2 separate regions of the Homo sapiens genome follow, and region 1 is linked to region 2. The links are chromatin loops, found by intact Hi-C in ENCODE. Cell type or tissue: ovary. All regions are shown on one strand. Each heading gives the region's core, and the rest is flanking DNA. Links, peaks and the distances in the headings are about the cores only.

Region 1 (2,914 bases), core at 122-2,621, 1.0 Mb before region 2:
CCATAAGATATCAAAGAAGTAGCCTGGTGCCTTTTCATTAGACTCTGCCTGGCCAATCGCTGACTCCTGAGCCCTTGAATTCGCTTCTTCAGTTCACTATCCTTATAAATACAGCTAAGTGAGTGATTGGTGAACAGATGTGACTGGTGTCCCAAAATGATTATCATCAGCTGTCAAACAAAGTTCCAATCCTCTGATCCAGAATGAGGCCCACCCCAAGGTGGCAGAGCCCTGGCATGGCTCCAAGAGTGGCCAAGAAACCTGAGCTCTGCCACCAACCAAGATCAGTAGGTGATCTTTACACACACCCCAGCTCCCACTCGGGTAACCTGGATCCTCTGACTCAGAAACTCACCAGGGAGGCTACATGACCTCCAGGAGTCATGTGACCTCAGCCATGCCCCTTGGCCAACTCTCTGGGCCCAGTCCTCTTGTCAGTAAGACAAGGGGATTGGACTTGTTGCAAAGGCCATTCTCAGCGTTGATGTTTTAATTTTAGTAAGAGTACAAGAGCTCACCCAACTTGTAGTGTACAAGTGCAGCCGTCCCATCCACCCACATCCACCCACACCTCCCCAGGTATTTGAGGAGATAGTTGGAATCTGGGTTGTGACCCCAGAACACTGAATTTGACTTCCTCCTTCATCATCTTCATTGAAGGGCTTCATTGGTAAGCTCTTCCTGAACTAAGCCAAATGCAGCTGTACGTCATCTACGTCAAGGCTTTCCCATGTGCCGTCCCCTTGGGGTCACTTCCTTAGGGCTTCTCTACTCCTCTCCTTTGCCTGAAGATTAGCATGCGGTAAACAAAAAGCACCCAGCATAGGATTTGGGACATGGCAAGAGCTCAAAAATATGCTTCTTTCCAATTATTATACTTCATCCTTTCCTCAACCACCCTATTGCCATCTGAAAACCAGCATCCTTGTTCTACATTTTTAGCATATTTCTAGAATGTCAAATCTCCAGAACTGGCGGGAACAATGGCATGGAAGAGAGAAGGAAAGCTTTGGCATGGGAGAGACCTGCCTCCATTGTACACTGGATGTATCACCAGTTCAGTCCTTGGGCGAGCTACGTACTAATGAAGCCCTTCGAGCAATAATCTCCTCCTCTCTGAGGGAGAGGCAGTGATGGCATCCTCACATTTGTGTGTGTGTGAGGATAAAAGTGCAATGATCTTGTGAAGCATCTAGCATCATGCCTGGTGCATGCTTAGTAACTCTTCTCTCACTTCTACCCTCCTTCCCCGCCCACTAAGCGGCGCAGTCACTCCATCGCCACCAGATGGCGATAGTCCGTCACCACATTGACAGACTGCCTCATTTTGCTGCGGGGTGAGGATGCTTCAGAACTGACCTATGCAGTCAGTAAACCGGGTCTGGGGTGCTGTCAGCACACTGAATAAGAAAAATGAGGAATGGTGAGAAGTGGCGACCCGCTGACCATGTCCACCCGTTGTCAGCGTGTACCGTTCTTGAGAATCAAGAAAAAGCATCCTATTTTCTTTCCAAAGCAATGTCCTTGGAAAAAAATCTCCCGAGGCTGTTCTTTCAACAAGCAGTGAGAATGCAGTTACCTTGGGCTTGAATAACCATGAATTAAACATGAACTCTCCATGAATTAAAGAAAACTCTCGAACCATGAGTTGTTACTTTCAGCTTATGTGCCTGAGTGCTCTTGTTGGGCCAGTTTGTTTCTAAATAAACTGCAGTTGCATAACAGCTCATAAAATCAAGGGAGGATTCTGTATCTATCTTCTTAGCATGGATTTCCACGGGATGTAAGACTCTAGGTCATGTTTTTATTTCTGAAAACAGGTACAAAATAAGAAGTGTAATTCCTTTTTTAAGTTCTGTCTTAGTTCGTTTGGGCAGCTATAATAAAATACCATAGATGTAATTTATGAACAACTGAAATTTATTTCTCAGTTCTGGAGACTGGGAAGTCCGAGATCAAGGTGCCAGTAGACTTGGTGTCTGGTGAGGGCCAGCTTCCTGGTTCCTACATGGTTGTCTTCTCACTGTGTCCAAACATGGCAGAAAGGGGAAGGGAGCTCTCAGGCCTTTTTTTTTTTTTTTTTTTTTTTTTTAGATGAGATATCACTATCTTCCACGCTGGAGTGCAGTGGCATAATCATAGCTCACTGCAGCTTCAAACTCCTGGGCTCAACTGATTATCCTTCCTCAACCTCCCAAGTAGCTGGGATTATAGGTGTGCATCATCATGCTCAGCCAATTTTATTTATTTATTGTAGAGATATGGTTTTGCTACATTGCCCAGGCTGGTGTTGAACTCCTGGCCTCAAGCAATCCTCCCACCTCAGCCTCCCAAAGTGCTGGGATTACAGAAGTGGAGCCACTGCACCCAGCTTCTCAGGCCTCTTTGATAGGCACTAATCCTATTCATGAGGGCTCCACCCCTATGACCTAACCCACCTCCCAAAGGCTCCATCTCCAAATACCATCACATTGGGGGTTAAGTTCTTGTTATTTTTAATGTAAATAGGGATAGGGTCTTGCTATGTTGCCCGGGCTGATCTCAAACTCCTGGCCTCAAGTGATCCTCCCACCTCGGCCTCCCAAAGTGTTGGGATTACAGGTGTGAGCCACTGCACCTGGCCTGGGAGTTATGTTTCAACGTGAATTTGGGGAGAACACAAAATTCAGTCCATAGCAACTTCCTATAAATCCATTAATGATATTCCAACTTTGCAGCCATTTTGCTTGAATAAATTAGCTCCTATTACTTACGAGGTTTGCCTTGTATCTTTTGCCCCTGACAACTGTTTGTTGTTAAACCATGCAATATAGTTAGTGTTTATTTATTCCAAGTCATTTTTGTATTCGTAATAATCGAAGCAGCTCATTTATTTCTTTACTCTTCAGTAAATTCAGAGATAACTTGTTAAATC
Region 2 (2,914 bases), core at 272-2,771:
GAGGGTCCTCGTTTCCACCCACCTGCCCCTGCCCTTATGGGAGAAATGAACTCTAACCTGAGGTCCCTGGCCACGTCTCCCTGAAGCCCCTCCCCTAGCCCTGCTTCCTCTTCCTCCCCTGGGAGGAACGCTGCAGCGTGAGAGTGTCCTGCTGGCCCAGCCGGCTCCCGGTGGGGGTGCAGAGGAGGCCTGCTGTTTGTAGTTCTGATCTTCCTCTGTGTTGCAGGATGCTCTGCATGCCTGGACACCCCCAAAAGCCATCCACACCTTAAGTCGCTGGGACCACCAAAAATGTGTGCATACCATGGAGAACAACAATGCTGGCCTTTCCTGGTCTTCGTCGCCAAAAATCTGCTGTCGCAGGAGGTAGCACGTACCTGGTGCGATAACATGCTGGGGAAGGGGCAGCGGGAGAACATCAGCCTCTCCACCCTACCCAGACCGGACCATGGGTGCCCAGGCCGAGGGGAGAATGAAGAGACAGGGAGGGTCCACAGGAGGAGGCATGTGGTGGATCCCAAGGTGAAAAGCCCAAGATGGGCTTTCAGGACCTGAGGGCAGAGGGGAACTGAGCCTGTGCCCCATGGAGTGCCTGAGTGTCAGAAGATGACCATGGCACTGCGGAGATTCCTGTGCCATCGAGGGGCACGGGAGCCATCACGTGCTCTCCTTGCCCATGCTCCTAGGGTGGCTGAGAAGCTGCAGGGGAATTTGGGGGCCTGAAGGGCCTGTGGGCACAGCCACAGTGGAACTCATGCATGGATGCCTCTGAGGACATCCAAGACCAGGCGCTCACACACGCACGTGCGCTCCTCACAGTCCTCACACTCTGAAGCATCACCCAAGGCCCTAACCACAGAGCCCATGGCAGTGAGCAGCGGGAACCAGAATGCACTCAGGCCCAGCGTCCTGGTGCAGCAGACACAAGAAATAGAATCCATGTCCAGCTCTGGGAGATACACGAAGTGCCCCCTCTGGCACACCTGCGTGTGTGCTTTCTAAAAGACTAGAAAGCAGGAGGCAGCATCGTGCCGTGAAATGCCTGCCATGAAGCAGGCGGCCTTGTAGGCTCAGCACTGAGCCAGAAACACCAGACATACAGCCGACCAGGAAACTCAGGCCAGCCTGGGGCTCCCTGCCACACGCACAAGGCAGGGAAAGAAACCGAAACATAGACCGTTGCAGGTGAAGCCCCTGTACTCGGTGTCTGTTGCTATGCTGGGTTCATCCTGACTCAAGCCTCCAACACACCTGGGCTCTTGGACAAGGGCTAGGTCAGACGCACAGAACCCACTGTCCCGGGCCTCCCTCCCCTCCTTCCAGACCGGCCCTCGATTTTCTTCTCGGAAGAACTGCTGTGGAGTCAGGTGTCCCAACTGTGACATTGGGGCGCCACCTGGTGGTCATTATGCATAGTACTGTTCCTCCTGAACCCGTGTGTGTGTGTGTGTGTGTGTGTGTGCGCGCGCATGTGCGTGTGTGTGTGTGTGTGTGTGTGTGTGTGTGTCCCCGTCCCCATTTGAGTTCAATGGGCCACTGGCCAGGAGCAGCTTGGAAATGAGTAGCCTTTACTGCCTGGCAAACCTGATTTCAAATCCCAGCTCTGCTACTTACTTAATAATTGATCTTGGACAAGCGACTTAAATTCTATGAGCTTGCTTGTTCATCTGGAAAATGGGCATAATAGTATTCCTTCCCTTGAGCTGGGCACAGTGGTTCACACCTGTAATCCCAGCTACTCATGATGCTGAGGTGGGAGGATCACTTGATCCAAGGAGTTTGAGACCAGGCTGGACAATATAGTGAGACCCTGTTGCTAAAAAAGCAAATATATTAGCTGGCTGTGGTCGTGCACACCTGTAGTCCCAGCTACTAGAGAGGCTGAGGCAGGAGGATCACTTGAGCCCAGGAATAAGAGGCTGCAGTGAGCTGTGATTGCGCCACTGCACTTCAGCCAGGGCAAGAGTGAGACCTCACCCCTAAAAATAATAGTAAAATTAATAATAATAATATGCCCTCCATTACTGGGTTGTTGGAGGGTGGTCATAAACTGAAGCCACCACCGATTCTTCTACCCATGGTCAGCAGTGCTGTTTTCACACGGGAGGCCGGCTCCTGCACGAGGGCACAGGTTTCATGATGGATGACTCTTGTTTCTTCCCGCTGCCTCTCAGTCATGTTCCTGCCTCACATATCCCTCACCACCGAGTGCAGTCTTGAACTCACAGCAGGAGCTCCCTGGAGTCAGTGGGCACCCATCCTCAGCCCAGCACAAGCCCTGGCTGATGTGCTTGGTCTAGTGCCTTCTTTGTTCATACTTTTAACTGAGGGCTGCTGTCTGTTTGGAGCTGGTTCCATACCAAACAGCATTAATGGAGGCTCGGCAGGATGGGAGCAGGGCCAGCTCAGTGTAGGGTCTGGTCTGCCTGAACAGGGCCTGGAGTGTGCCTTGAGGGGGCATTCAGGCCTCTGCAGATGCACAGAGCAAGGAGAGGGTTGGGGAGCAGCCCAGGGGCCGGCCAAATGGGTCACTGCCAGCTATTGAGGGTTGGGCTGGGCTTATCCCAAGGGGCACAGCCAGTAAAAGTGGGCCCCAATTGCAAAGCCCAGATGTGGAGTGTGCTTTCCTTATAAGCCTCAAGGCCCCCATTCCTGTCCACAATTATACCTCATTAGAAATAGATGATATGGCCAGTGGCTTTCAGAGGGCTCCAGGGGAGGTTTTCCCTGTGGTAGTGAGAGTACACTTGCTCACCAAAGGAGAGAAGGCAGGCGCGCCCCGGGTACCAGCCAACCCCACTCTACAGCTCAGGCTGCCCCACCCAAGCCTGCATGAACTGCCCAGGAGGAGAGATTGGGTCCACGCTCCACTCACCAGCCAGACCCATCTTGGACATCTCACAATCTTCCACCC

The links. A loop is a pair of places that touch in the nucleus more often than their neighbours do. Peaks named below come from ENCODE experiments on the same cell type or tissue, not always from the same donor. Only the 100,000 strongest peaks of a DNase experiment are listed, where the experiment ranks them.
Region 1: a loop joins it to region 2, with 6 times the contacts of the local background. A loop is called at or near these places in 16 of 110 quality-filtered maps.

Annotation. Positions count from the first base shown.
Region 1 is chr2:119,640,468-119,643,381 of GRCh38, forward strand. All of the region lies in intron 21 of CFAP221 (cilia and flagella associated protein 221), which reads left to right. Among named protein-coding and RNA genes, the nearest start is that of TMEM177, 37 kb to the right of the region's middle. In ovary, for the core only: a CTCF peak has its summit at 1,310 (motif pointing right); a DNase peak (open chromatin) is centred at 1,294.
Region 2 is chr2:120,679,065-120,681,978 of GRCh38, forward strand. No RefSeq gene overlaps it. Among named protein-coding and RNA genes, the nearest start is that of GLI2, 55 kb to the right of the region's middle. In ovary, for the core only: a CTCF peak has its summit at 1,399 (motif pointing left); a DNase peak (open chromatin) is centred at 1,377.